5 separate regions of the Homo sapiens genome follow, and all the other regions are linked to region 1. A link is a loop called in an ENCODE intact Hi-C map of the cell type or tissue named here. Cell type or tissue: endothelial cell of umbilical vein. All regions are shown on one strand.

Region 1 (4,000 bases):
AAGCCTATCTCAGTCTCCTCAAATTCTGCACACATAAAACTTCAGAGCCTGGGAGCGACCCATGAAACGCAGGTTTTTAAGGACAAAACAATAGGACAAAAGTGCTGTATATTGTCCTTAAGATGACACATGAATTTAAAATGCATAGTGTTTGGATTATTCATGAGAGCCCCGCAAGAACGATGTCCCAGGGGTTTTTGCCAGGAACATGCCTGAGATTGTAGATAAGAATCAAGCATCTGGGGCTGCCGCACAATGGAAAACTCCAGCACTCCATGGAACTTTTCCATCTGCAGCAGTCGGAGGATTTGCCTGAGAACATACGCGGCATGAAGACACTCTCAGCCCTCAAGGGCACCCAGTCAGCGCTGTTTAAGGACGGTTTTTCTGTTCACAGCATACTTCATGATTACAGCTTCACTCCATTGGATACAACTATGTGAGTATGTGTGTATGAGTGTGTGAGTGTGTGTATGAGGGTGTGTGTGTGGGGGGGTAGGGGAGTGCCATATCCCCCAGCAGCACATTAAGAAATAATCCAATTACAATTTAAATAACCATTGTTTCAACACTTTCTCTAAGTGGTGAATGTATTCTTCAGTCTCTTGGTTGATCTGAACTAATAGAAACCAAGGAAACTGTTATCACATACCAAATCCTCAACTTCTCAACACCAAGTTGCAATTTCCTTAATACTGAAGCACACGTCAGTTCAGTTCTATAAGCTCCCATGGAGCAATGATTTCAATAAACACAATTTCATAAGCATCCCACACGTTCTCAAGTTTAGGCCAATTTTGCTCTTACTCAACTCCATATGACTTTAAAAATGCAGGAATATTAAAACCATTATCAAGGACTCCAAATAGGTCAATGTATTATCTGTGGTTTTAAGAAAGAAACCTAAGAGGAGAGTAATTATTTTGTCACCATTATTTAGCTTAAAATAACTTTTAAATGTATTGTTCCAATTATTAGGCTTCTCCATATAATTTGGAAACCATTAAATGAGTTTCAACTTCTTTGTCCGTATAACTGGGTATATCTGAGCATAGATGCTACAGACATCACGTTGCCATTGGTGCCCATAAGGCTTCGTATGCCCACAGGGCATATAATTAAGATTCACAAAAGCATCTGACTGGCATCCCACTCTACCCCCGACTCAGATCCAAAGTATCCTTTCCCAGGTACTGTCCCCTGTCACCATCCTTGGCCAAATTGAGAATTTATCCCAGGTTGTTGAAATTAATTTTGATTTTGATTCTAGTCAGAGTTTTAAATGATTTTTTAAGAAGTGTGTCAATCTCACCTATAAGATACTAAACAGCATCACTTATTTTTGTCTTAATCTGTCACTATTTTATGAATTATTTTTAAAGAAAATACAGATTACTTCTTAAAGAAAGATCATAAGTGGCACTATAATAGCATTCAATTGATAGAAATTGATGTAGAAGCCTGCATTAATAATTTTTCCTGCTGCTTTCTAAAGTTGGCTTTTAGTTTTCGGTTGAGGTGGGCTTTAATTCAGCATCACCTCATTTGATGATTTATTTACTAATTTATTTCCATCACAAATGGAATCAGAAATGAAGCGAAGGCAAAAAATCTTTGCCACAAATTCATTTATATTTGCATGAGTATCACCAGGCTACCTGCGGATGCAATGAAGCCCTATACCCGTGCCTGAAGTCAGGAGCACAGGACACTGGGAGTCTGTCTCAGCGCAGTAACTGCTACATGGTACGCTCCACATGGTATCCTCTCCACCTGAGCCCTCCTCATCCCTCGCCCCCTCTCCACACCTCACCCTCTCCACACTGTATTATCTCCCACTGCAAGCAACGCAGAGGACACAGAGGTGCAGCTGAAGTGAAGGCAGGCCAGTTCTTTTCCAATTCACTCTTATGAAAATGTGTTAAATCCCGTTAAATGCACCGACCTGAACTGAAATGATGATATCAGTAAATTTGTTGTTGTCATCTGATGCCCACACAGATCTCAGCACATGTTTTGGGAAAGGCTGCAGTGTTCAAGGAGTACTAGAAATGTTCTTTCTGAGTGGACTGGCCATGATAAGCCAAAGAATATTATAGCCGATAGGGATAAATCATGGTTTTCCCACTGCGCGGTTGCCTGGTGGAGATTATTCCAGCCTTTATTTACAGCTACAAAAATAATCCTGCCTCAAGGATTTTAGGAAGCAACCACCTCCTGCCTAAAGAACTACACTGCATTGTTGACTTGCCAGCTAGAAACCAGACATGAGTCGTGCAGGGAAGTTCCCTTTGAACGGCTTGAATTGTTGTCACTAGAGGGTGCTAAATGCCCCTCAAAAAGGCCTTTAGAGAGAATACTAGTGTGCCTAATTCTTGATTTAAATTCCTTGAATTGACATTATTTTACAAAGTGGTCTCATTTTTTACTTGTTAAAATTAAGATCTAACATTTATAATGCAGAAATGGTGTTTTTTTTTGAAAAATTTGGATTGTTCATTATTATAGAACATAAAGAAATACACGTTTTAGGAGCAAACATGAATTACACAGATCTGAATATAAGATTAAAGGCATAAATCTGGGGGGGTGAGATTTGTCCATGGAAATTGTATAATTGTTTTATGCCACTGTTAATGATTTTAAAGCCTGAAAAATTTACCACTTTACAATAATTTTAGATTGTTCAATATGTTCCCAAATGTGAGTTGCATCAAATTCGGTAAATGTAGAGTATGTTTGTTTTCTCTGTACACAATACTGACGTCAGTGCTAGTGCCTGCCTAAACTCAGACACCAGTAGATCCTTTTCCAGAACTAAGTGTTATAGGAGGAATATGGATTATACTGTAATATATCAGATGTGAAAAAAGCCTCACGGTCCCTTCCTTTCTCAAAAAAAACGTGTAGTATTTTGGAATATGCATGGAGTATAGCACTTCTAAAAATGGTACTTTATGTATATATGAAGTAAAATAGGCCTTAAAACTTAATATACAGATTTCCTTGAAAATAATCTTATTATACATTTACACTGACTTTTTGGTCATCCAAACATTATGCACTTAAGCAAAAAGAAATATAACCAATTTTGCAACTTTCCTCTTCCTGCCTTTGCTTCTACTTAAAAATATCTGCAGTATTTCCTTTTCTCGCCGCTTCCACTTTGGTTCATATACCAAGGAATCGTGAGGTCAATGGGTGACAGTTGTTTGTCTGTGTTCACGGCTGTCGGGCGGGGCTGGGTGTGGGTAAGGCTCTGACCGACATCTGAAGAGGCTTCACCCACTGCGGTTTAGGATACATTTTCCTCTCGCTCTGCCAGTAGAACAGGGAGGCTAGTTTTCAATGTGTTCTACAGAAGGATAATTAAGGCAGTGTGTCACCTGCTCGTCTGCTATTTTTAAAAGGAAACAAACATAACCTTTGCATGTGAGAGGCATTGCAAACTAGATGGGAGGAGGCCCGGACCCTGTAACAGTCGTACATTCCGGTCCCAGCTTCGCTGGGGTGCAACTGCAGATAAAAGACGCTGGCTCGACAAAAAGCGCCCCTGGGCTCTGCATTGCCAGCATGCACAATACGAATTGCTAATGATGAGCTGGCTTAGGTAGGAACTGAGGACCCTGAGTGCAGGGCTAACCTCTGCTTCACAGGAGGGGTCCACTGGCGCGCGCTGGAGGCGGGGAGCCTTCGTGATATTTCTCCGAAGGGAAGAGTCCATGCAGCATCCTGATAACAGGGACCTTGGCTTCATCCCCAACTGCTCGGTGACCCCGATGCGTCATTTAATTCATTTGTGCCAATATTCCTTTTTCAATCAACCAGTAACTTTGCAGGTTTGTTCAAAGAAGAAATTAAAATGCATTGGAGATGGAAGGCAGCCATCTTCCCGGAGCCCCAGTGCTGACACTGGGAGGGGAACCCCAGGATTCCCTCATGACTGTGTCAGTGATGGCCCTCAACAAGCACTTACTGAATGAGTGAATGAATGAATGAA
Region 2 (4,000 bases), 210 kb after region 1:
AAAAAAAAAAAAAAAAAAAAAAAAAACCTAGTTCTAGTGGATCAGGGAGGAGATGGATTTGAGAGTGAGCTCCCATCTCCTTGGCTGAAGAACTCGACTAAAGCCTTCTTCCTTGGAAATACTCATTGTCTCAGTGATTTGCTTTCTGTGCCTGAAGCTGCAGGGCCTAGACCCCCTGGTGTTACAGTAACATCCTCACATAGAGGAAGCTGAGGAAGCTCTCTGGGGCCTCTTCTATAGGGGCATTAATCTCATCCATGACGGCTCCACCTTCATGACCTAATCACCCTCCAAAGGCCCCACTTCCACACACACCACTTGGAGTTTAGGATTTCTACATATAAATTTTCGGGAAAGGACAGAAATATTCAGACCGCAGCAGAAGGTCTAAGTATTTTTAAAAGAAAAAGAAAGGAGAAGACAGAGGAAGAAAAGAGGAGAGGAGGAAAAATAGAAGGAGAAAAAGAAATCAAGAGATGTAAAAAAAAGTCACATTTAATCACACTTGGAATCAGAAAACAACAGAGCCACAGTGACAACCATGTGATTTAGTGTGGGGGAAAGTGCAGCAAGATTTCCTGTGGGGGGATGTAGCAGCACAACTTTTTAAATAAGCAACTTTTATGGAAAAAAATTTGACTTTACCATTTTTCGTATATTCTGATTTGGTAATTTCATTCTCGTCATCTGTCCTGAGAAAATAATCTGTGGGCAACGCTGTTTTGTTTTATTTTGTTTTGTTTTGTTTTTGAGACGGAGTTGCACTCTTGTAGCCCAGGCTGGAGTGCAATGGTGTGATCTCAGCTCACTGGAACCTCTCCCTCCCGGGTTCAGGTAATTTCCTGCCTCAGCCTCCCGAGTAGCTGGGATTGCAGGCACCCGCCACCATGCCTGGTTAATTTTTGTATTTTTTAGTAGAGACAGGGTTTCACCATGTTGGCCAGGCTGGTCTTGAACTCCTGACCTCAGGTGATCCACCCGCCTCGGCCTCCTATAGTGCTGGGATTACAGGCATGCGACACCGTGCCTGGCCAGCTATTTATAGCAATAAAATATCAAAGGCCTAAATGTCCAACATGAGGGAAGGGGTCACTCTGATGGGGTTCTATATCCTTCTTCAAACATGATTATCGAGAGATCTAAATAGCAGGAAAATGTTTGAAATACGATTTTTCAGGAAAAAAAATAAAAAAAATCAACAATGTATAGGGGGGAAAATGTCCAGAAATAAAAGTGGAAGGAAATATGCCAATGTATAATGAGTTGGCTCAGGAATAGAGAGAAAATATCATTATTATTTTTTTACTACTTGGTATTTGTATGTTTCTAAATTCTGTATAATGAGCATGCATTTCTTTGAAAACATCAGAATAAAAGTAAATTAAAAGATGTAGTAATAATTATATCAAGAGATCCCTTCTTTGGTAAGAAAATGGGTTGACTTTGCTATGCCTGCTAGACATTATGCTGTGGCAGAAGTAATCAACCTGCATTGTATTCTGAGTACTTCCTCCAGAAAACAGCTCTGATAAGCAGTCCAATCTCAGAGGAAGGTGAAGAAGGGCATCACAAAAGTGTCCTCCAGTATCCCTGTATTTCTGTCTGTTTTTATATCAGCTGCTCCTGCGAAACTCCTATAACAACCACTAAACCAGCCCCAAAGCTGGTGGAGTCTAGTGAGATATTCATTTCAATGGATTTGAGCTTCTGTTGTTTTAATGTGTATGTCTTGTGTGTCAGTAAGTGAATTTCTGTGTAGTAGAATAAATAGATTTTTCCATTTTTTCCTGCAATGCCTGTATATTACTCTAATCGGAAAGATGGGACCACATTTTTAAAAGAATATTGTTAGAAAATAATTGAAGGGGCTTTAAAAGTAAAGATCAAAAGGGGAAATATTTCTATTTTTTTCTCAAATAAAATGTCAAAAGTGTTTCAGCTTTGAGTTAGCATTCAACCGTCCTGCAATGCTTTGGAGAGTGAGAAAAGGTGTGGCATATCTCCCAAAACACAAAGAAGAATATATTAATGAATGTATTGTCTGTGGCCGTTTCATACTACAACACCAGAGTTGTGCAGTTGCTACAGACTGTGTTTGGCTTACAAAGCCAAAAACATTTATTATCTGGCCCTTTGCAGAAAAGGTTTACTAAACCCTGGCGTTACATGTCATGACATTAAAAACACTTGAGTTTGCAAAATCTGTCTTAGAGAAGATAGATAAGTTTCTTTCAATAATGCTGCTTTTAGAAATTCAACCTTAAGCTTTCTTGACAGAAGCACATTGAATCAATTTGGATTGCCTCTGGCTGCAAGGAACAGGAAAGCCAACAGTGGCTTATAGACACAGGGTGAACTCAGCTCAGGCAGGACAGACTCTCTGGTGCCATCTGGCTGTTTCCAGCTTTTCATCCTTAGCAAGAGGTGCTTGTCTGTGCTTTTGCCTTAAGGTCACAAGGTGCTGCTGCACCACAGTCCTCAGGCTCACCATCCAGCAGGAAAGAGAAAGAAAAAGATAACTAGAACAAAGGCAGAAAAGCAATTCCTTTTTATTCTGGAGGGCCTCCCTTTCCTGCGATTTACAGCTTCTTTTGAATGCCCTGTTATGTCGTATGGCTTTTGGAAACAGCAGAGTTGCCTGGGTGAGTTATTTTTCTTTAACTAGGCATGTTGAGGCCACAAACCATATGAGGGTTTTGTTAGATAGAAAGGGGACGACATGTACATTGGATGGGCAGCTGATGGTGTCTGCTGCAAATATATACAGCATCACCACCAAGAAGCCTATGTATTGATACATTGAATGTATCATCTGCTTTCAAATTGTTTTACTGCAAGCAGTAAAATGAATGCAAACCCCTAGGTACTGACTAAGCTTGTCCCCTGTCCTGCCTAGTTGTCAGCCCTGTTTCCTAATATGAGGCTGTCCTTTCTAGGGTCCTTTGAACTCCCTTCATATCTCTCCCAGACAAAAGCTCTAAAGGCGGAGATAAAGCTCCTGGGGCTGGGAGGGCACAGCCACCCGCCCTCAGCAGCACATCTGTTCAGGGATATGAAGTACCTTCTCCTTGCTATAGAAGCCCCTAGTTTTAGTGGGTCAGTTTACTTTCCCCCATCTCCTCCAAGGACAAATAATTTGTATCTGTAGAGACTGCCCTTGGCCTTGTCTTCGGTAATCCATACTCTGAGTTATTTGGTGGGGGGAGGGGGGGGCGGGGGGGGGGCGCATTCATATCTCATGGCTCCTTAAAGAAGTTCCAAAATCCAGACACATGACCGACTCCCTGGTCCCTGCAATTTTAACTCATCTAGAAGAACCACTCTTGATTTCTGAATGGTTCCTCCATTGTACCATAGAATTCTGACAGGTATTTCTTAATTAACCGTTCAAACTTTCTTCCCTGAAGAGTTTAACAGCACAAAAACCCAACAAAATATGCATAATCTTTAAATAAACTCAACAAAGTCTGCTTCATAAAAGCATTACACTTTCCAAATTCTTTATTCCTTCACCCACTTCTTCAATATTTATGAATTATAGATGTGGAAGAGGATTTATCATGATAAAGTATCTATATTTCAAACCCACCAGTGATTTACTTCTCAGGGGTGACCAAAAAAGATGCAGATTGATGTGCAACAATTGAACACAGGTGGGAGTGTCCACCCTCTGCCACTGTGCTAGTTATGCACGGTGTTGTTCCGTTTCCATTGTCTCTCCAGGAGCCACCTTGAGACTATTTGTTGGACATGCTCTTGCTGATTCACTCACTGCCATCATCCAAGGCAGAAGATACTGAGAATCATACAAACAGGGACCCATTCCAGAATTCTAAAGGGCTAAAGCTGAAAATGACTTTAGTGATTCCCTGAGCAACTTTCTAATTTTAGAGACTAAAACCCCCAAACCCAAAGAGGCTGAGATCCCCGAGCCTCTCCCCCAAGTTTTAATTGGTATGTTACATTAAACAATGTAATTTGGCTGTGTTCTGTCTCCCTG
Region 3 (4,000 bases), 630 kb after region 1:
TTGTCCAGGCCCGTAGAACATACAACCCCAAGAGTGAGCCCTGTGTAAACTCTGGCTCTGGTGAATCCATGTCATTACACGTTTGTCCAGGCCCGTAGAACATACAACTCCAAGAGTGAGCCCTGTGTAAACTCTGGCTCTGGTGAATCCATGTCATTACACGTTTGTCCAGGCCCGTAGAACATACAACTCCAAGAGTGAGCCCTGTGTAAACTCTGGGCTCTGGGCGACGGTGATGCACCAATGCAGGTTCATCCATTGTAACAAATGTACCCTCTGGTGGAGGATGTTGATAATGGCGGAGGCTGTGCATGTGTAGGGGCTGAGAAACCTCTGTACCTTCCACTCAATTTTGCTGTGAACCTAAAACTTCTCTAAAAAGTAAAGTCTATGAATTTAAAATATATACGCATATATATATATATATATATATATGACTATTCATGTTATTTGTTTCTGCCTCTGCAGTCAGGAGACACTTGCAACCATGTACACTTCCAACAGATACCATCTGCCTTCCTGCCACTTCTCATCCACCCCATTGTGAACTCACAAAACACATCCCAATTCCTTCCCAAGCTGAAAATCCGGAAAACAAACCACCTGTGTCCACCAGCATGCCACTGCCTCTGGTGCACCCACATTGCCTTCATGGCCCTGACACGGACTTGGGTTTGATGGACCTGGGAGTCAGTTGGCCCCAGGCCGGATGGCCCCCACTCAGGTCCTGTGTGTGCACATGAGTCCAAGAGACCCTGGGCTCAATTCTCAGCTGAAACCTGAACTCTGCAGGATGGGTCAGTCATCTGCCGCAGGCATTTGCCAGGCCTGGCTCACTGAGTCATAACGAGGTTAGTTATGTGACTGTCAGCCCTGGAGGGCAGGCAGAGGCTGCTCACATCCCTTTGTGGGGCCTTAGGGCTTCACGCTGGACCTGGACCCACACAGGAATTCCCTTAGTGTTTCTTTTTCTTTTTTTTTCTTTTTTTTTTTTTAAGAGAAGGGGTCTCACTGTGTTGTCCAGGCTAGTTTCAATCTCCTGACCTCAAGTGACCCACCCTCCTCGGCCTCCCAAAGTGCTGGGATTACAGGTGTGAGCCACAGCACCCAGCCTCAAACGGTCTTTTCTTTGTGACAGCATCCAGTCTCCTAGAATCCAGCTCCCAGCTATCCATGAAAACCCTCATGGCCTCGGCTGGAAGAAGAGAGCTGGCAGCAGATCAGACAGAAAGCACCAGACAGAACCCTAAGGCCATCACCTCCCACACTCCTGAGTCAGCAGAGGTCGCAGATAAAACCTGCCTGGAGAGGGCCCTCTGCCTGTGGGCTCTTAGCTCTCAGCTCTCAGCTCTGCAGCCTGGAAGGAAACCCAGGAGGTGTGAGTTGATGATTGCAGAGAAGAGAGCTGGGAGGTCAGCCCCTCCAAAGGTGCCTGCCCAGAGCGCGTGGGGTCACATATGGAAACCATTTCTGGGGAGGGAGAGCGGGAATCTGGAAATGAGGCCACACCAGGGGGTCCGGCCATGAATACAAGAAGGAAAGCCTTGTTGAAGGGAGGCCCATGGCAGACACAGCTCAGTGGAAGGAGGAAAATACTCAGCATTCCAACAACTTCTAGTAAGAAATCTTAAAAAAACGGAGAAATCCACGCGCTTGTGGTTTTAATCAATGCAACAACGCAACAGGAGGCTGGCTCAGAGCAACGCGAGGATGAGGCAGGGCCCAGAACACTGAGGCCTAAATGTGGAGCACACCAGTGTGGACATGAAAAACTGGCAGTGTGATCTGAGACCACTCAGTGGCCCCTTTAAGTGGTGACAATTTCCACCCAGAAGAAACGGGTGACAATTTTGAGATCCTGATTCAATAGGTTCCCCACAGATCAGTTTCTCCTCGGAGAACAGAACCTCCTGAATCTTAAGAATATTAATATCTCCAGGGCTGAATGTCCCAGCACTACTGATAAAGAACAGCCTCTTCCAGGAAAAGGAGCAGTTTTTTATCTTTGCTAATAACCAGCCAGTCTCATAAAAACTGGGAGGGAAAAAAAATCCTTAAAAATATTTACTTAAAAAACAATCAATAGACACACTAAAAAGCTCATGCATACTGATTTCTTTGATGTGTTTTTAATTGCTTAAGGGTCTTTGTAGAAAAATGAGCAAAGAGCATTATTTATACATTTACATATTTAGAAGAGAGCAGGTTAAAAACTCCAACTTCACCAGCAGCAGCAAAGAACCTTTGTTGAGCAATACTGTCCCCTTGTGTCCAATCTTCACTTAATGCTTTCCTAAGTTAAGTACAGCTGCTTGATGGGACATTCTGCAGTAGTAAACGACTTCTACATTTTGCTGCCCTTTAAGACTTGCATTCCTGCAGGAAACATGCATATGCAATACCAATTCTAAGTAAGGGGAAATCTGATTTAAGAAAATTGGCCTCAGGTATTCATGATGGAGTTCACAGCATGGGAAAATGTGGGCCATCGATGTGGTGAAGAAAGCCTCACTTCCATCCCAGCTTTTTCACTGTTCCCCACGAGTAAGTAAGTGAACGGCAAATGTGCAAGGGAGTTAAAGTGTAAATTCCTCCCGGCCCATATAATTGACTTGCTGAATTTTTGCAGTAACAAAAGACTGCTGTTCAAAACATTTCCAGTGACATTTTAAGACTACCTATAAAGAGAAGTTCGGGCCGGGCGCAGTGACTCACGCCTGTAATCCCAGCACTTTTGGAGCCGAGGCGGGCGGATCACGAGGTCAGGAGATCGAGACCATCCTGGCTAACACGGAGAAAGCCCGTCTCTACTAAAAATACAAAAAATTAGCCGGGCGTAGTGGTGAGCGCCTGTAGTCCCAGCTACTCGGGAGGCTGAGGCAGGAGAATGGCATGAACCCGGGAGGCGGAGCTTGCAGTGAGCCGAGATCTGGCCACTGCACTCCAGCCTGGGCGACAGAACAAGACTCCGTCTCAAAAAAAAAAAAAAAAGAAAAGAAAAGTTCGCGTTGGTCATTTTTGTGCTGTTTATGATGTATAATCATTGGCACTGTCCCCACAGTGTCTTAATCCTGATATTCAGCAAATATTTATCCAACAGGGGTTTACTTATTTATTTTTGAGACAGATTATTATTTATTTATTTATTTATTCACTCGTCACCCAGGCTGGACTGCAATGGCGTGATCTTGGCTCACTGCAACCTCTGCTTCCCAGGTTCAAGCTATTCTCCTGCCTCAACCTCCTGAGTAGCTGGGATTACAGGCACCACGCCCAGCTAATTTTTGTGTTTTTAGTAGAGACAGGGTTTCGCCATGTTGGCCATGCTGGTCTCGAACTCCTGACCTCAAGCGATCCACTCACCTCAGCCTCTCAAAGTGCTGAGATTACAGGCATGAGCCACTGCACCCATCCAAACCATTGTGCTCTTTTCTGTATGCGGGACTTGGGAAAGGTGGGACACTCTGGAGATTCCTGCCTCAAGCCACATTCTCCTCTGCAAGATGGCTAAAATATTTTGTGCTTTGTGAAAGAGCAGAATCTGTTTTGTACCTAAGGCCTCTGGTCTCTAAATCCTAAAATCTCTCCGCTGGGGTCCCCTGAAGTGTCTGGTACTTACTGCTCTTCTCGCTGTGCCTAATTAAGATGATCTGGATTCGCATGACAGGAACATATGGTAATTAAGTACCAAAATCTCACAAAAGCACCAGAAATCAAAAATAGATTTTTCTAGTAAAGTCAGAATTAAAATCCCTATTTTTTTAAGTCTTCTTAAAGAGACATACATACCATAAAAGTTCTAGCAAAGAATTTATAAACCGAAATGTAGAATGACTTCACATATAATCTGCAAATCAGGCTGCTGTGTGACCTACTTCTATTCCCATTTTATGAGTAGGAAAACTGAGGTAAAAAAAAAAAAAAAACAGGGTTTGAGTACTACTTGCAAGTCACCGGCATCAGTCTCCCATGTATACCCACAGTCAGACGTCACCACAGC
Region 4 (4,000 bases), 620 kb after region 1:
CCAAAGACACATATTGACCTAAAGTAAAGGGATGAAAAAAGACATCCCACACAAACAGAAACCCAAAACCAAGCAGGATTAGCTACACTCATATCCAATAAAACAGACTTTGAGTCATAAACAGTAAAAAGAGACAAAGAAGGTCATTATATAATGATAAAGGGATCAATTCAGCAAGAAGATATAACAATTCTAAACATATATGCATCCAACACTGGACCACCAGATATATAAGGCAAATATTATTAGATCTAAAGGGAGAGATAGACTTTAATAAAATGATAGTCAGGGATAGGACTGAGTGGCTTAAGGTGGGTCAGTGAGTTTCCCAGAGCTTCAAGCTTTTAAGTGGAGGAGCTCAGAGTCAAGCCCCTCTCCCAGCTCTGCAGGCCTCAAATACAACCACCATCCCACCAGAAACAGGTCCCCCTTGGCTTTGATGTACCACTGAGTTTGAGGGGCTCCTGAGACCCCCAGACATCTCTTCAAGCAACACTACATCTGAAAGTCACACATCTGAGAGGTCCTTAGGGGTATCAGTCTCATTGGAGACAGTGACAGAAGCTGGAGAAAGGCTGGGAGTGCAGCCCCCCAGCAGGAGGTCTCACCGTGGATGGGAAGAGACCTGAACCATCTTCAAATACTCTTACGTGTCCCATTTTAAGAAAATAGAACCAACGTGTTTCCAGCAAATTGAACACACATGGACATTTTTTAATGAACTCCAGTCAGCCCATCTGTCAAAACTGAAGATGCTGGAGAAACCTAAGACTCCTCTAAAGTTACAGCCAAAAAGATGTGATATACCTCCAAGAACTGCACAAGGGATGCTGCTAGCAACACTTCAGTGTTGTGGTCAACAAAGAAGTGGAGTAGAGGAGGAGTTTCTCTCTTGCCCTTCCCTGCGAAGATCGCTTTCCCCAGCATCGTTCCCAAAAATAGCAGCCGAGCTTTTAAAACACACACACTCCAGATCTGTGCTCCTGGGAGAGCTTGTTCAACTCACATCCTGCATGTACACAGAGCTCTAAATAGAGACTCCTAACTCTATAAAGGAATTCCTTTTAAGGAATCCACCCAAATCTGTTAATAACCAATCGTAGAATAAACACCAAAGGATCAAGTGTGTGTGTGTGTGTGTGTGTTTGCACGTGTGCACGCATGCACATCAGTGCATCTAAGTGTGTATGGGGGTGAGGGACCTTCTCCTTCCAGAACCTCCCTCCTCCCACTTGTCCTGCCACTGCTACTGCCTACTCTGTAGCATAAGGGCCTGCAGACCAACAGGAGCCCAGGCAGCAAATATCACTCCTGAGGGCCCAGATAAGACGCTGTCACTCACCACATACCAAAGAAAATGATATATATATAATATACATAATATATTCAAATATATACAAATTTGTATTTGATATGTATACATTAATTTTATATAGTGATTATAGAGATAGATGATATGTTATATATATTCTGTTTCACTGTGCTTACACTATTTTCACTGTAGAAAAGGGACAAATAGAGGCTGCGGCAGGACGGAAGGGTCACTTGCTTTTACACTGTGTAACTTTTTGTGGCTTTGAATTTTGTACTTGAAAAAATTAATTTGTGTGTGTGTGTCCTGCAGGTAAACTGTTGTCTTCTAAAAAATTTCTGCTTGACTTCCTAATCTCCAGCAGGGACCAAAACTTTTTCAGGAGCTCAGCAAGCCCTCCCCTCCCCACCCATCCCCAACACACATGTACTCACACACATGCATGTCACACACCCACACAACACACATGTACTCACACACATGCATGTCACACACACACCCACGCAACACACATGTACTCACACACATGCATGCCATACACCCACACAGCACACATGTATTCACACATGTATGCCACACACCCACACAGCACACATGTACTCACACACATGCATGCCACACACCCACACAGCACAAATGTATGAACACACATAGGCCATACACACCAGACACACACACCACACTGACACACACACACACACACACACATGCATTTGTCAGGAAAGAGCCTTTCACCACCCGCTGAGACCCCTCCCGCAGCATTTCTGAGCCCAGGTGCAGGGCAGGGCTCAGCTGGCCAACCAGGCCAGCATCAGGTCACAATGAACTCGCAGCATGGATAGGAAAGGCCCAAGTCCTCTAAGCCTCAGAATTCAGTGCCACCTAGAGGCTCCTCTGTTGCATGATTTCTCAATTCTGAGTGAAAAGACAGGCCCAGCCACTGGCCTCATGAAACAGGAGGTGGTCCCATGAGCCTGTAATGTCCAAAGAAGGCACTCATATTTCTTATGAGGACTTGAGAGATTGGGGCTGCCTGTCCGAGCTGCTGGCCAGGTCCCCAAGACCTGGAAGTGCTCAGTATCCCCTCGCAATTTTGCCACTCTACTCAGAGTGCAAACTGGTCAATCACTTCTGGAAACTATCTGGCAATATCTATTTGAGTTGAGCATGTGCAGCCCCTCGGCACAGCAGTCACACTCCTGATCTATACCCAACATATATGTGCATATAAAACTCCTGCCCACCCCAGCTCACTGAAATAAGGCCCCTGAAAATCCCAGCCCCTCAGCTGGGCCATTCCCCCTTGCAGGGAAAGGGCTGGAGGAAGCTGGGAGCTCATGTTGCTCCCAGGCCCAGCAGCATCGCAAGTGTGGATGGCTCCCTCCATCCTGCCCCCTCTCGGTCCCCACCCTCTGAAGCAGCGGTTCTTAGCCAGGGATGATTTTGTCCCCTGGGGACATTTGGCAATATCTGGAGACATTTTTGCTTGGCATACCCGGGGAAGAGGATGTACTGGCAGCTGGTGGGTAGAGGCCAGGGGTTCTGTGCAGCATCCTACGGTGCATTGGGCAGCCCCACGTGAAGGAGCATCCGGCTCCAAACGGCAATAGCAATGAAGCCAAGATATTGTGCCTTAAGTTCTCAATGGCGGAAGAGTGGGTGTAAATTATTACTTATTTTAAATAATTGGGCATTTCAGCTAAAGATTTAGAATTAAAAAATTCTATTACAGGAGAATTCAGTTCTAAGGCAGATGCATTTATCTTGCATTTTAAAAGAACAAAGCTGCCTAATGAAAACGGCAGAGTGAGACCATGCACTTCCTGGGCTTTAGATGCATCTTTTTCCCAGCCTGGGAAGCTGTTCCATTCTCCAGCGAACACCACTTACTACCTAATGACTGTTCCCCCATGGACCTGTGAGTGCACTGAAATCCAAAGTTCTTATGCTGGATCACTCAAAGGGATAAAAATACATTTCTACTCATTCTTTTCTTCCCTAAAGGCAATGTCTTGTTTATCCTTCCTTGTCTCTAAATAGATAATTTAATCAAAATGAACTAGCCAGATGATCTACAATAATCAACATTAGCTGTGAAAATTGTTTATGGAACTACTCGCTACCCAGCACAGATGTATTCACATTTCCTTCATAGTGCCTGGATTCTACTAGACATCACAGAAGCACATTCCCTACAAATTAGTGATTATATATATTCATTGTTTTTTTTTTGTTTTGTTTTGTTTTTTTTGCCAAATGCTTTCTAGATTGTTGCCCTATTTGTTGTTTAAGAAATGCTGACCCTTTTCACAAGACAGTGCTGAAAGCGAAGAAAGAAGTTCCTGCCCCTCCTAAAGCCAAAGCCAAAGCAAAGGCTTTAAAGGCCAAGAAGGCAGTGTTGAAAGGTGTTCACAACCACAAAAAAAAGAAGATCCACACGTCCCCCACCTTCCGGCGGCCCAAGACACTGCAACTCCGGAGGCAGCCCAAATATCCTTGGAAGAGCACCCCCAGGAGAAACAAGCTTGACCACTATGCTATCATCAAGTTTCCGCTGACCACTGAGTCGGCCATGAAGAAGACAGGAGACAATAACACACGTGTGTTCATGGTGGATGTTAAAGCCAACAAGCACCAGATCAAACAGGCTGTGAAGAGGCTCTATGATATTGACATGATCAAGGTCAA
Region 5 (4,000 bases), 230 kb after region 1:
ACTTCTGTAACTAAATGCAGGGTTTTACGGAGCTTGAGAGGTCTCTACAATTTGTTATCTTTTAGATATTTAGATTTTTTTTCCTTTTAATCTTTATACTCTTATTTCGAACTTTCATTTAATTTTTTAGTTGAAATGAAAGTTAGACTTAACTGCAAACACTTTAAGATGAGCTCAGTTTCCTGCTCACATATTGTCTTCAGAACCCCATTCCCCACCGGCATCTGATGCCCAGCCAATTCTCGGTACACATTTGTCATCTGTTTAGCAAAGAAGAAAGCCTCACAGATGTGAAGTGACTTACCTAGGCTGCATCATAAGACTGACAGAGGCAGGGCCAGAACCTTCTTCTGAATCAAATCCCGTCCCAACCTCCCTACCCAGAGAGAAAGCCTAGCTAAATTGCTAAATTACCTGCAGGCCAGGCCCTATTCCAGCTGCATGCAATTCTTTTTTTTTTTTTTTTTTTTTTTTGCCTTGCAATGCACTGGGGGCCATGTTAAGAACATCCTTAGTTCGGTACAACTTTAGACTGGTGGGTTGTTGTCTAGAAAATATTTTTTCTACTAGAAAATTATTTGTTCAAGCTTTGGGAGAACTTGCAAAAAACATTTTCAACTTTGTTTAAAAATCATAGTTAATGCTTCAAAACCCAACCCATGTCCTAATTCCAGTCCTCTCCTCTCTAGAGGAGAGCGTAGGGCTTTTCCTTTCCACCCTGCTGCCCAACCAGTAGCCAGGACCCTTCCCTGGAGAGGTCACCTGCCCACCATCCTGTCCCCTTCAACCCCCAAGTGCAAAGTCACCAGGTGCCAGCTCCCTATACCCCTCACCCCTCACCTGCACTCTCTCCTGACGGTGACTCCTTGCAGCCCTCACTTGTACACATGGGCAGGAAAAGGGAGCCAGTTCCTTGGGCATAGGGCTGCCCCCTAGGCAGAAAGATAAAGATCCACGCCCTATTCACCCCACCTCTGCCCAGTCCAAGGGAAGCCATCATCAACCTTCCACCATCTCCTTGGCAAACTCCAATTTTTTAACCCACACACCCAATATCTATTAAAATATTGATTTGTTTTGTAAATAATATACAAGTGTTCAAATAATTTTTATGTGTCCTATAAAAATAAAAGTACTGAAATTTGAGATAAAAATAGGTATGAAGAGAAATCCTAATATTTTCTTTCAGCACCCCCAGGAGACTGCTTACAGAGGTATTTGCTCGCACACATACACACACTCCTTGAGGTGTGCACACTCTTCTCAGAACCTTTCCATCCAGCGTGTTCTGGAGCCTGGGTCTGTAGCATCAGTGCTCTGCGTCGACCACTGGGGAGTGGGGAGGGGTGGGCACCCATCAAACAAGCACTTTAGGCACACTTCACCCATCCTGTCCACCATGGACAGAATGCTAGAGGAAAAAAATTTTCTCATGTTTTTTGCCTGTATCTGCTTTTGTATTTTTACATTACCAAAGCCCATCCTACTCAGCCTTTAGAATTCTAAAGAATACAATTTATGTAATGTATAGCTGAGGGTATAGGATGGCGCTCAGTTCAGTATCTTTGTGTTTCCTTTTCCCTTTCTTAAAAACAGGGCTTTGCTGTGTCACCGAGGCTGGAGGGCAGTGGCGTGATCATGGTTCACTGCAACCTCGAATTTCTGGGCTCTAGCCATCCTCCCTCCTCAGCCTCCTGAGTAGCTGGAACTACAGGTGCATGCCATCAGACTCAGTTATTTTTAAAATTATATTTGTAGAGACAGGGTCTTGCTCAGGGTGATCTCAAACTCCTGGGCTCAAGCCATCCTCCTACCTCAGTCTCCTAAAGTGCTGGAATTACAGGAGTGAGCCACCATGCCCAGCCTCAGTATATTTTTTTGTTTTGTTTTGTTTTGTTTTGTTTTGTTTTGTTTTGTTTTGAGACGCAGTCTCGCTCTGTCGCCCAGGCTGGAATGCAGTGGCACAATCTCGGCTCACTGCAACCTCCACCTCCCGGGTTCAAGCGATTATCCTGCGTCAGCCTCGCGAGTAGCTGGGATTACAGGCGCACGCCACCAAACCCGGCTAATTTTTGTATTTTTAGTAGAGACGGGGTTTCACCATGTTGGCCAGGATGGTCTCGAACTCCTGACCTCGTGATCCGCCCGCCTTGGCCTCCCAAAGTGCTGGGATTACAGGTGTGAGCCACTGTGCCGGGCCAGCCTCAGTATTTTTAAACCCAAATTATTGCCAGAGAAATTGGTATATTTATTCAGATGAAAAATACTTGCATTAGTAAGCGAAAATATCTGTCATCGTCACTTTACAGAAAATGGAAAAGGATGAGGATTGCACAAAAACTAGAAATTCCATCCCGGGTGTTTTTCCTCCTCAGCAACGGGCACAGGTCGTTCCAGTTTTGGCCAGGCGGTGGCGCTCGAGGCAAACGGTGTCATGAAACGGTCACTGGATGCACTGACCCTGAAGATGCTCTCAAAGCACGAGTCCGTTCATCAGAGAGTGGACTTGACACCCATCAGAAACATTCCCGGAGTGCGTTGGTGTGAAGGTGCGAGGAGAGTCGGGGAAGCATCCCGAAGCCCTGCTAGGCGAATGGGTACTGCTGAGATTACAGGGTCAGCACAAAGCAGAATACAGGACCCGAAAATAACAGCTGCACCGGAAGAATACTTGACCACTGTTTAAGAAGGAATTTGACGAAGAGCAGTCACCGAGTGCAGCCCTGGGCCGGCTAAAGGAAAAGAAAAAAAATCACTCAACTGCCGCTCGGCGGCGGGAATGCCAGGCGGGTCAGAGAAGGGAAACAGGGTGCTTTGCAGCCGCGGTGCAGGCGCAGGGCAACCCCCTGCCCAGCACTGAAGTCTAGAGCAGGCTCTGCGGGTAAATAGGAGAAAATCCTAGTGAGCCTTATTGTGATTCAACATTTAGAATTTTCCCCCAGTTCTGACCTTGAGATTTAATAAAAGGCGTTTTCAAGTTACACTGGTTCTCTTTTCATATGGAAATGAATTTGGGGTGATTGTTTTCACTGGTGTCTTATTACTTTACGAAATTATGAGCACCCCTTTGCAAGGAAAAATACCTTCTGTCCTTTGGATTGCTGGTTAAATACGGGTAATTTTCATTCCTATTTAAATCAACTTGAAAAAACAAAAGGAGGCCACGTAGGCAAAAGTTCGTTTTGAGGAAGGAAGTTCTCCTAAAAGCTAGGGTAAGTAGATTTTGCTTCAATCTGCATATTTTTCAAGGAAAGACTTTTAAAACGAAATGTTTCTAAAACCTGAAATTTTAAAGGCAAATACATAGTCTTTTTAATAAAGCAAAGCATATTCTGCATTCCCACCTTTTACGAGAATAAAATAAAATATCTAGAGACAAATACATTTGGATTTGTGAAAGGAAAATAAATATTGGGACCACAAAATCACTAAGCTAAAGAGAAAAGTCAAGCTGGAAACTGCTTAGGTCAAACCTGCCTCCCATCCCTCTGCTTGCTAAGATGAATGCATATCTGCTTGCCTCATTTTAAAAAGTTAATCAGAAACTCAAAAGAGGCAATCATTTGTCTCTTTTTTTTTTTTAGATGGAGTTTCACTCTTGTTGCCCAGGCTGGGGTGCAGGGGCGCTATCTCGGCTCACTGCAACCTCCACCTTCCACTTTCAAGCCATTCTCCTGCCTCAGCCTCCTGAGTAGCTGGGATTACAGGTGCACACCACCACACCTGGCTAATTTTTGTATTTTTAGTAGAGATGGGATTTCACCATGTTGGCCAGGCTGGTCTCGAACTCCTGACCTCGTGATCCTCCTGCCTCAGCCTCCCAAAGTGCTGGGATTACAGGCATTAGCCACCACACCTGCTCATTTGTCTCTTAACTACCTGTGACATGGAAGCCCTGTCTCTGCTTCAAGTTGTCCTGCCTTTCCAGACCGAACCAAGATACATTTTACATATGTTGATCAATGTCTCATGTCTCCCTAAAATGTATAAACCCAAGCTA

Evidence for each region. Hi-C counts contacts between places; a loop is a spot of excess contacts. Peaks named below come from ENCODE experiments on the same cell type or tissue, not always from the same donor. Only the 100,000 strongest peaks of a DNase experiment are listed, where the experiment ranks them.
Region 2: it touches region 1 in a loop (15-fold over the local background); 55 of 110 quality-filtered maps call a loop at or near these places.
Region 3: a loop joins it to region 1, with 11 times the contacts of the local background. A loop is called at or near these places in 83 of 110 quality-filtered maps.
Region 4: a loop joins it to region 1, with 10 times the contacts of the local background. A loop is called at or near these places in 71 of 110 quality-filtered maps.
Region 5: a loop joins it to region 1, with 8 times the contacts of the local background. A loop is called at or near these places in 18 of 110 quality-filtered maps.

Annotation. Positions count from the first base shown.
Region 1 is chr21:38,503,551-38,507,550 of GRCh38, forward strand. LOC105372802 (a long non-coding RNA gene) reads left to right here and starts at 268. Exons shown (of 4, transcript XR_937712.3): 1 at 268-439. It also overlaps a transcript of ERG not described here. RefSeq lists an enhancer at 3,527-4,000. In endothelial cell of umbilical vein, a CTCF peak has its summit at 2,327 (motif pointing right); DNase peaks (open chromatin) are centred at 231, 2,291, 2,781 and 3,351; H3K4me3 peaks cover 3,738 bases; H3K27ac peaks cover 3,516 bases.
Region 2 is chr21:38,709,880-38,713,879 of GRCh38, forward strand. No RefSeq gene overlaps it. Among named protein-coding and RNA genes, the nearest start is that of LINC00114, 62 kb to the right of the region's middle. In endothelial cell of umbilical vein, no CTCF peak of the experiment used is centred here; a DNase peak (open chromatin) is centred at 2,382; H3K27me3 peaks cover 172 bases.
Region 3 is chr21:39,136,071-39,140,070 of GRCh38, forward strand. No RefSeq gene overlaps it. Among named protein-coding and RNA genes, the nearest start is that of PSMG1, 45 kb to the right of the region's middle. RefSeq lists an enhancer at 1,171-2,078. In endothelial cell of umbilical vein, CTCF peaks have their summits at 280 (motif pointing left) and 2,281 (motif pointing left); a DNase peak (open chromatin) is centred at 2,261.
Region 4 is chr21:39,123,944-39,127,943 of GRCh38, forward strand. It overlaps the pseudogene RPL23AP12. Among named protein-coding and RNA genes, the nearest start is that of LINC02943, 41 kb to the left of the region's middle. RefSeq lists a silencer at 2,080-2,139. In endothelial cell of umbilical vein, a CTCF peak has its summit at 2,202 (motif pointing left); a DNase peak (open chromatin) is centred at 2,168.
Region 5 is chr21:38,731,666-38,735,665 of GRCh38, forward strand. No RefSeq gene overlaps it. Among named protein-coding and RNA genes, the nearest start is that of LINC00114, 40 kb to the right of the region's middle. In endothelial cell of umbilical vein, a CTCF peak has its summit at 2,400 (motif pointing right); a DNase peak (open chromatin) is centred at 2,606; H3K27me3 peaks cover 293 bases.